3 separate regions of the Homo sapiens genome follow, and all the other regions are linked to region 2. The links are chromatin contacts, found by Hi-C or POLR2A ChIA-PET in ENCODE. All regions are on one chromosome and are shown on one strand. The core of a region is the stretch at or near the end of the contact, and the rest is flanking DNA. Distances in the headings are between cores, read along the strand shown.

What was found. Hi-C counts contacts between places; a loop is a spot of excess contacts on that map. ChIA-PET counts read pairs that join two places held with the same protein, here RNA polymerase II (POLR2A). Pooled maps may share reads with other maps.
Region 1: a pooled map shows a loop between it and region 2 (2.5-fold over the local background). The contact joins two enhancer-like sites. A Hi-C loop is called at or near these places in 1 of 168 maps with a recorded cell type or tissue (left colon), 1 of 37 single-sample maps with no recorded cell type and 2 of 50 pooled maps. POLR2A ChIA-PET finds 5 or more read pairs at or near these places in 2 of 52 experiments (activated B cell and activated CD8-positive, alpha-beta memory T cell).
Region 3: a loop to region 2 is called in a pooled map, with 2.1 times the contacts of the local background. The contact joins two enhancer-like sites. A Hi-C loop is called at or near these places in 5 of 168 maps with a recorded cell type or tissue (GM11168, HAP-1, Jurkat and 2 more) and 2 of 50 pooled maps. POLR2A ChIA-PET finds 5 or more read pairs at or near these places in 3 of 52 experiments (MCF 10A, OCI-LY7 and activated T-cell).

Annotation. Positions count from the first base shown.
Region 1 is chr18:9,054,131-9,056,830 of GRCh38, reverse strand. No RefSeq gene overlaps it. Among named protein-coding and RNA genes, the nearest start is that of NDUFV2, 47 kb to the left of the region's middle. RefSeq lists a silencer at 1,252-1,361. Within about 2 kb of position 1,355, at least 3 of the 41 ENCODE cell types and tissues checked have a DNase peak (open chromatin) inside an H3K27ac peak, as active enhancers do.
Region 2 is chr18:8,672,190-8,675,082 of GRCh38, reverse strand. No RefSeq gene overlaps it. Among named protein-coding and RNA genes, the nearest start is that of MTCL1, 32 kb to the left of the region's middle. Within about 2 kb of position 1,287, at least 2 of the 41 ENCODE cell types and tissues checked have a DNase peak (open chromatin) inside an H3K27ac peak, as active enhancers do.
Region 3 is chr18:8,981,587-8,984,286 of GRCh38, reverse strand. No RefSeq gene overlaps it. Among named protein-coding and RNA genes, the nearest start is that of NDUFV2, 120 kb to the left of the region's middle. Within about 2 kb of position 1,351, at least 5 of the 41 ENCODE cell types and tissues checked have a DNase peak (open chromatin) inside an H3K27ac peak, as active enhancers do.

The DNA.
Region 1 (2,700 bases), core at 106-2,605, 380 kb before region 2:
TCCCTTCGCCCGCTCTCCTCTCTGGTACCCTATGAAAATGTTTACTTATTTATCTTCTTAATAAGAATAACAAATAACAAAAATTTCGTGCTTTTATTTTTAAAAACATATCAGTACTGCGCATATAGAAAAGTGATATTATCCAAATAAATGTCAAGTTCAGTTCACTTCCTTTCACTCAACTGCCATGACACTTCCATATTTCCCTTTTATTCCAAATATCTTAAGATCCCCTTCGGGGCTTTATATTCTATTTTCTGCCACCCTGATGAGCCTTAAAAAAACCTCATTTGGATAGCTGCTTCTCTGGATCTAGACAGGATTTGAGGGGATTATATTTCCTTTCCAGATTCTTCTCCTTTTCAAATTAATGTTTCCTCTTTAAAATATATACCCTCAACCTATTCAAAGTCTTTTCTTCAGGATGGCTGTTAATAAAACGTGTCTTGTAACAACAGTGTCTATGGCCTCCCTGCAGCCAACTCAGCTCACTGAGAGGCGGCCCTCTATAGTACACTCTGATAAACTTCTTTAGTTTCCTTCTATTGTAGTACCATATTTCCTTAAAAAAAAATCAGCCGGGCGCAGAGGCTCACGCCTGTAATCCCAGCACTTTGAGAGGCCGAGGCGGGCAGATGACCTGAGGTCAGGAGTTCGAGACCAGCCTGGCCAACATGGCAAAACCCTATCTCTACCAAAAATACGAAAATTAGCCGGGCGTGGTGGCGGGTGACTGTACACCCAGCTACTCAGGAGGCTGAGGCAGGAGAATTGCTTGATCCCAGGAAGGGGAGGTTGCAGTGAGCTGAGATTGTGCCACCGCACTCCAGTCTAGGTGACACAGCAAGACTCTGTTCTCACAAGAAAAAAAAAAAAAAAAAGAAAAGAAAAAGAAAGAACATTCCAGGAATGCTCCAATTGTGTTTTTGCTGTACTTTTTGTCTTGCTTGGTGTAGATGAAGCCCTGTAGTGGATACCTGGCAGGCTTTGCCATAGTGTTTCCTTGGTCTAAGGAAGTTCAGCCTTGCACTCAAGTTCTTCACCCCTGGGGCAATTGTGAAATTGACTTTAGTAATTAAAAGTTCTCTTTTATCTTTGTTTACTCTGAATGCTTTAGAATCATTAAATACAAATATTAGAACTGTCAGTGCTCTTTAAGATAATCTACTTAGCCCACCAGTACTTTCTCTTTCTGTCTACAATTGAAAGAAAAATGAGATTTTGGAGTCTCTGTGATTACTTTGCAGAAGAAAGCTATTATGAAGAAATAGTCTAAGGAACTAACTCATGCCAGGTAAGTCAGTGTTTCTGTTCATTTGGTGATGACTAATATTGGCATTCATCTGGCTGTTGTTAAGTGTAACGATTTAAAATTATTATATTGTGTAACCAAAAGATGGCAGTACTCCCTCTTCCTGTTTGGTTTTAGGACAAAATGGAAAGGTCATTTTGTTCTTACTACATTTTTCCCTTTACTCACCACAAAATGAAAATAATGAGTAAAAGTCACATAAGCAAATAAATAAAATATATTCCCAACCTCTTTAGTACAACCCTAATTACTTGATATAGCCATATCTATGCAAAAGAATGCAAGTCATTTTCTTTTCTTTTCTTCACTTGGTTTACTTTTCTAACAGTAGATGTTTGCTTCTATTTGGAACATTTAAAACGATGGCACCAGAAACCTCCATGATCCTTCTCAAAGGAGAGAGAACATGTCAGTTTCACTGAATGGTAGTTCATGTCCATACATGCCAAGAGAATATTGGACAAAAGCAAAATGCAGCAATAGTGATAGTTTATTTTCTGGTCATTACATTTCCCAAAATTATTACTCCACTCACCCTACCCCATCTTTTCTGAGGCATCTATATTGATTTATCCTTCAAATTCCAGCAATATTTTTATTTTATTTATTTATTTTCTTGTGAGATAGGCCACTAGACAAGTAATATTCTATCTAGAATATTACAGTTACACCTAGACCAAAGCTCTGTTTAAATAGAAAACCATACAATTTGGCATTGCAAATAAATAATTTGGCACCTGATGGCACTGAACTCCCTCAAAAATAATTATTCTAATTCATTCTCTTTCAGGTGGCTACATACAAAGCAAAGTTGTGGACATCTGTGTTGACACATTGTATGTTGTAGTCAGATGGGCTTGAATTCCTGCCTAGACCTTGCTAGGCACTGTGATTTGGAGCGAGATGTGCAACTTTGGGCAAGTTTCTGCCTAAGAAAAACGAGGATAAAATATCTAATTCTCAGGCTTGTTTTGAGAATAAGGTGAAAAGATATCTATACTGTGCCTAGCAAACAGTAGGCACTCAGTCAACCTAAGCCTACTTCTTTCCTATTAAGAAGACAAACATGTACATCCACTATTACTGTCAGCTGCTCAATAGAAGAAAATAAATAGGCTATATGTCTATAAATATTCTGTTCCTTTAGGAACAAATATTTAATTGGTTTACATGTTCCACATGGACTATTGTTGAAATCATTCATTCAGCAACTTCTATAGCAGTAACTAACATTTACTGTGTGCCAGGGCCTTTCTAAATGTCTTTACACATATTAACTCCTTTTCCTCGCAGCATCACCAAGAAAAGATGCTATCATCCCTATTTTACAGCAGGAGACTTGGAGTCACAGAGCCGTTAAGTCACTTGTCTGAGGTCACACAGCTAGA
Region 2 (2,893 bases), core at 38-2,537:
AGCTTTCTGCTTTTCCCCTTAAATTCTAACATAAGTGATTTGACTGGCTACTATATAGCTTGAAAATATTGTTTTAAATTGTGCTTACATTTTAAATACATAGGCCCATGATACCATCACCACAAATAAGGTAATAGATATATCCAGCCCCTCCAAAATTTCTTGTGTCTTCTTGCTTTTCTTTCTTTTCTCCTTTATTCTTTTCTTCTTTCTTCCTTCCTATTTCTTTTGGTGAGAATACTTAGCATGAGATCTACCTCTCTCAAGAAGTTTTTGAGTGCACAACACCATATTGTTAACTATAATAACTAGGTTCTTTCTTATTTTCTTTCTTTTCTTCCACTTTCTTAGCATAAGATTGCACTATGCTACTTGCTTCTGTCTCTTACTAGTGTGACCTTTTGGGCAACTTATTAACCCTCTCTGTGCCTCAGTGCCTGAGTTCTTCCATTGTAAAATGAGGATAATAATGGTATCTATCTATTTCCATTTTACGTGTGTATTTGATTTGACAAACAATTATATAGCATTCAGGATCAGGACAAGAGGTAGACACGATGAATATCAGTGCATTTAATCCCAAAAGGGCTGTGAAAACTGTGAAAATTGTCAGAATCAATATGGAGTCACTTGTATTAAAAATCCTGGCAAATAGAGCCAGGGAAGGCCACGGAGGAAGGATTTTCATGCCTAAAAGTCCTGATAACAAAAACTATCACAAAAGACTCTGCAAAACCCACAACCTTGCACAAAGGTCATCGCAACCTTACCAAAAAAAAAATTATTCTGTGAGGACATCTGCCCAGGAACTGCCTGTTCAAACTTGGACTGGCACTACCCTGGTTATTGGTCCTTATAGCCAAGGAAAATCATCTCAAAACAATTATGTAATCCTCATTTTCCCTTTAAAAACATTTGTCTTTCTTCACCTCCCTGAATCCACACATAGTTTACCCAAGACATGCATATTCTCATCACAATGCCTATTCCCAAATAAACACCACTTTCTTTTAGCCAGCTTCTCTCTCTGTTTGTTATTTATGTTGACATAATGGTGTCAGAAGTAGGACAGAAGTGAGCTCACCTAGGGTGAATCAGCAGCCCTGGAATTGAATGTGGTACCAGCTGAGCCCTTTGTGCTCTCCACTTTCGTGAGTTGCTCTTTCTGTCCTGGTGAATCTCCTCTTGGATTCTTGGACTACTTCTGTTTGATGGGTTCCTTTTGACCTCATTCAGGATCCGATCTTATTATAAGGCCTCCTTTCATAAAGAACCTTGGGTCCGTCTTGGGACTATAAAAGGTTGTTTTTGTTTTTGTTTGTTCGTTGGCGAGTCCTTTCTGGTATAAGGGCAACGTCTGTCTGGTTTAAGTACTCTGCTTTCTACAGAATTTACATTCTGTCTGTGAGGCGTGTCTTTCGGGGTGACTTCACTTCTGGTTCTGTGTACCTAGTTTAATACTTGGTTTCATCTGCACAGCTGGGCTAAAATTTGTGTGAGCACTCTGATTTTGGTTTCATTTTGGTTTTGTTGGTTTGGGTTACACATGTCCAGAAACGAATTGACTCTTTTTTTCCCTTGCTTGTTTCTGAACATCTTCTGAGAACAAAAATAAACATTCTTTCTTATGTATATATTTATTTATTTTTGAGACATGGTCTTGCTATGTCACCCAGGCTGGACTTGGACTCCTGGGCTCAAGTGATCTTCCTGCCTCAGCCTTTCCAGTTGCTGGGGCTATAGTTGTGGCCTACCATGCTTGGCTCAAAAATAAACATTTTAAATGGTGGGCATGAGATGGTTAATTAAAAGCCACTAGGGTGGTTGCTGCCATCTAAGATACTGATCCAAACTCCTTGATAGGATTTTCTTTTCTCTCAAGAGATTAATAATAAATGAAATGGGTTCCTCAAACATTAAGGAATGCCAACTTTCTAGGACTCCAGCTGGCTACAAGGCTTCCCTTGTGCATGTTTTTAAGTCAGTGACCATCGTGGGGCTCATTCAAGCTCCCCAAGCTTGTTTTTCCCTTAGAACTGAATTTTAAAACTACAACCGACTATAGAGTCAACATGTAGAGCTTCTAAGTTCTCTATCTCTCTCTATTTTTTTCTGCCTACTTCGAATCTGCTGACTTTTTTGCTGGTGTTGAGATAATTTCACTGCTTATGGCATTCCAGGCAAAATTCTTTTTTAATGTCTTAAAGGGCTTTCAAATTAACGGCTTTACAAGTTACAACAGCTGTATGGTAACCAACAAACTAGATACCTTTTGGAAATGTTAATTTAGGTTTGCCTGACTCACAATTGCTTAGAGTGAATAGTTAATTGAAGGATTGATACTCTAAAATAAAATAACTAGATACATGTTTATAAAAGTTGGGCTGTCTTAGATCAAATGGGTCAAAATCTTGAGTTCAGAGCAATCACATAAGCTATCTTTGTCCGGCATACAAATTGCTTTGTCTGCCATATAGGGACTACATGGCGACTGTTTCTCCACCTACATTGACTAGTCAAGCAAACCAGACTAGAAACAAAAGATAGCTTAATTCAAGGCCAGTTGGAGATTTTGTTTTTTGTATATAATTCGGCTAGTCATAGCTGAAATATAAACATTTAAATATTTAACCCTAAACTCACTTGGAGCTGGAAAAAAAGGATAAAAGAGGTATTTTTTAATAAAAAATCCAAAATTTTGGTCCACAGCCTTTGTTAGACTACTTATCAGGAAAAATAAAATTTAGCCATGTGGACAGTCCCACTTTGTCAGAAATATAATTTAGATCTGACTGTCTTTTATAAATGATGTATTTGTATTATTAAGTTTTACTGTCTCATGACAAAAATTCTAAAATTAAAGCTAAAAGATCTTTACTTATATGTGTGTGTG
Region 3 (2,700 bases), core at 102-2,601, 310 kb before region 2:
CGGAGCTGACTAGCTGCCACTTTCAGCTTCTTTCCACTTTTAATTAGACTGCTTCCCAGAAGCTGATTAGGCTAAAATTTTATAATAATAAGGAGGACAGGTCTAGACTCCCCTCCCTTCAGGCCCATCACTAGTAGCTCTACTGGATCTGGACTCATGTTGCCTCCTTGGTCCTAAGGGCCAACAGCACAAAAGCTCACAGCACTAAAGATGCGTGATGAAGGAGCTGAACTTTGCCTTCAAGAAAATGTCTTTCTTTGGGGCTTATCCTCTTGTTGGGAGAAGTCTCAGTATCTGCTTCTTCCCCTTCCCCTTGCAGCTTTGTTTTTATTTTTTATTTTATTTTTTAGAGAGAAGATCTTGCTCTGTCACCCCGGCTGAAGTGCAGTGGTGTGAACATAGCTCACTGCAGCCTAGAACTCTTGGGCTCAAGTGATCCTCCTGCCTCAGCCTCCCAAATAGCTGGGACTACAGGTGTTTGCCACCACGCTGGCTAAATTTTTTTTTTTTGTAGAGACAGGGACTTGCTACATTGCCCAGGCTGGTCTTAAACTCCTGGCCTCAAGTGATCCTCCTGCCTTGGCCTCTCAAAGTGTTGGGATTACAGGTGTGAGACACCACACTGGCCTCCCTTGCAGAATTTAAGAGAGAAATCTGAACTCCCCCTGTCATTGGTTGCTTTGGTTGAAGCTCCTTGAGATTGTCTGAGATTGTCTCCACAGTGGTCCTAGCTGCCATCTCAGCCTCTCTCTCAATTAGATATTGAAATACTTCCCCAGAGTTTTTAGCTCCCTTCTAACCAGAATTCTCCTTTTTCCTTGGCAGGCATCTCAGAAACTGTCAGGCAGCAGCTGGAGTCTCTGCAATGGTCTCCCCACCCCTCAGGAATAACCCTGCCTCTCTGCAGATGGCCTCTCAGACCTGCCTTCACAGGAGGGAGGCCTACGTTAGGTAACCATGCCCTAGCTTCAAGGTGGGGTTAAGCTTCAGGGTTCAGGTGTCTGTAGTGAGAGCAGGAAACAAGTGCCAAGGGAAATGCCACTGAAGAATGGAGGGGAATCTTCCAGCCCCAGGGGCTCATAGACCACTCCCTCCTGCCATAGGCACTGTCCTCTGAACGCGGCTCCCAGGGGAAGGGCCCTTCCTGTGAGTCCTGGGTTTATGGACCTGGACAAGTAGGAACAGGAGCAGAGCAAGCCTGAGAATGATTGAAATGCTGCCGTTCTGTCCAGCAGAGCAGAAAACTTGCGCTTGGGGAACTGAACTTTGAGAAATGCAAAGTGCCTGGGTGTTCCAGGATGAGCACATTGGAGCTTAGGTCCCTTCGTTCCTGGTAGTGGGAGAAAGCAGCAGATGGTTCAGCCTGGAGGCAAAGAAAGAGCCCAACAATTACGGGGAAGCTCAAGGTCAGCACAGGGTTAAGGCCAGAATCTAACCACAGATGCATATGATTTCAGCTTTCCACATGCATTTGTGTTGAAAGTAACTGTTGGAAAATTGTAGTCTGCTCATTCCAATAGTTCTTTTAAAACCATCCACATGTTGTTCTTAGTAAAGTCTGTGTCTGAAAACCCCTGTAAGGCTCATCACGCTGAAATGCCACCAAGTACGTCCGTAGGCTGAATTGTACATAGCATGTGAGGGCGCTGTTGCCATCTGTAAAACACAACATTCATTTTAAAATGTCACTTGTCGATCACATCAGTACACTCCGGCCTGGGCAACAGAGTGAGACTCTGACTCAAAAGAAAAAAAAATGTCACTTGACAATAAGGATTTTTAAAATGAATGATACAGGCACTGTTAATGAGACCTATGAAGTTTTCTAATGTTACAATGGCATCTCATACTTGAAAAGGTGGGGAACCGTTGCCTTAAAGATCTAGCTGAGGCCGGGCGCAGTGGCTCATGCCTGTAATCCAGCACTTTGGGAAGTCAAGGTAAGTGGATTACTTGAGATCAGGAGTTCGAGACCAGCCTGACCAACATGGCGAAACCCCGTCTCTACTAAAAATACAAAAATTAGCCAGGTTTGCTGGTGGGCACCTGTAATCCCAGCTACTCAGGAGGCTGAGGCAGGAGAATCGTTTGAACCCAGGAGATGGTAGTTGCAGTGGGCTGAGATCACACCACTGCACTACAGTCTGGACGACAGAATGAGACTCTGTCTCAAAACAGAAACAAAAACAAGTCTAGCTGAGGAGGTTCCTGGAACCAGGTAGAACTGCCACTCAGCCACCTTCATCATTAAGCTACTGTACAGACAAGGGAAGCTACCCTTTGAGTCTGCATCTGTTTATCATGTTCCCTAGTACCTGGTACTGCCCCAGGAGAGGTTTCTCATGGGGCACCTGATATATCTGGTCCCCCTCCCAGGCCTAGGAATTACCAAGGCAAACTATAAAAAACATAATTTTTTTAGACTGGATTTATAAGATTTATTATACAAGCACATAGAAAGTCCTCTATGGTACTTATGAGAAGCAAACAGCCAGTAAAAAGCAACAAAAGCCACATTAACAGTGAGCCTAAGTAGCTATTGGAACAAAAATCAATGCTAGCCTGCCTGGGTGCGGTGGCTCACGCCTGTAATCCCAGCACTTTTGGAGGCTGAGGCAGGCGGATCACTTGAGGCCAGGGGTTCGAGACCACCCTGGCTAACATGGTGAAACCCCGTCTCTACTACAAATACAAAAATTA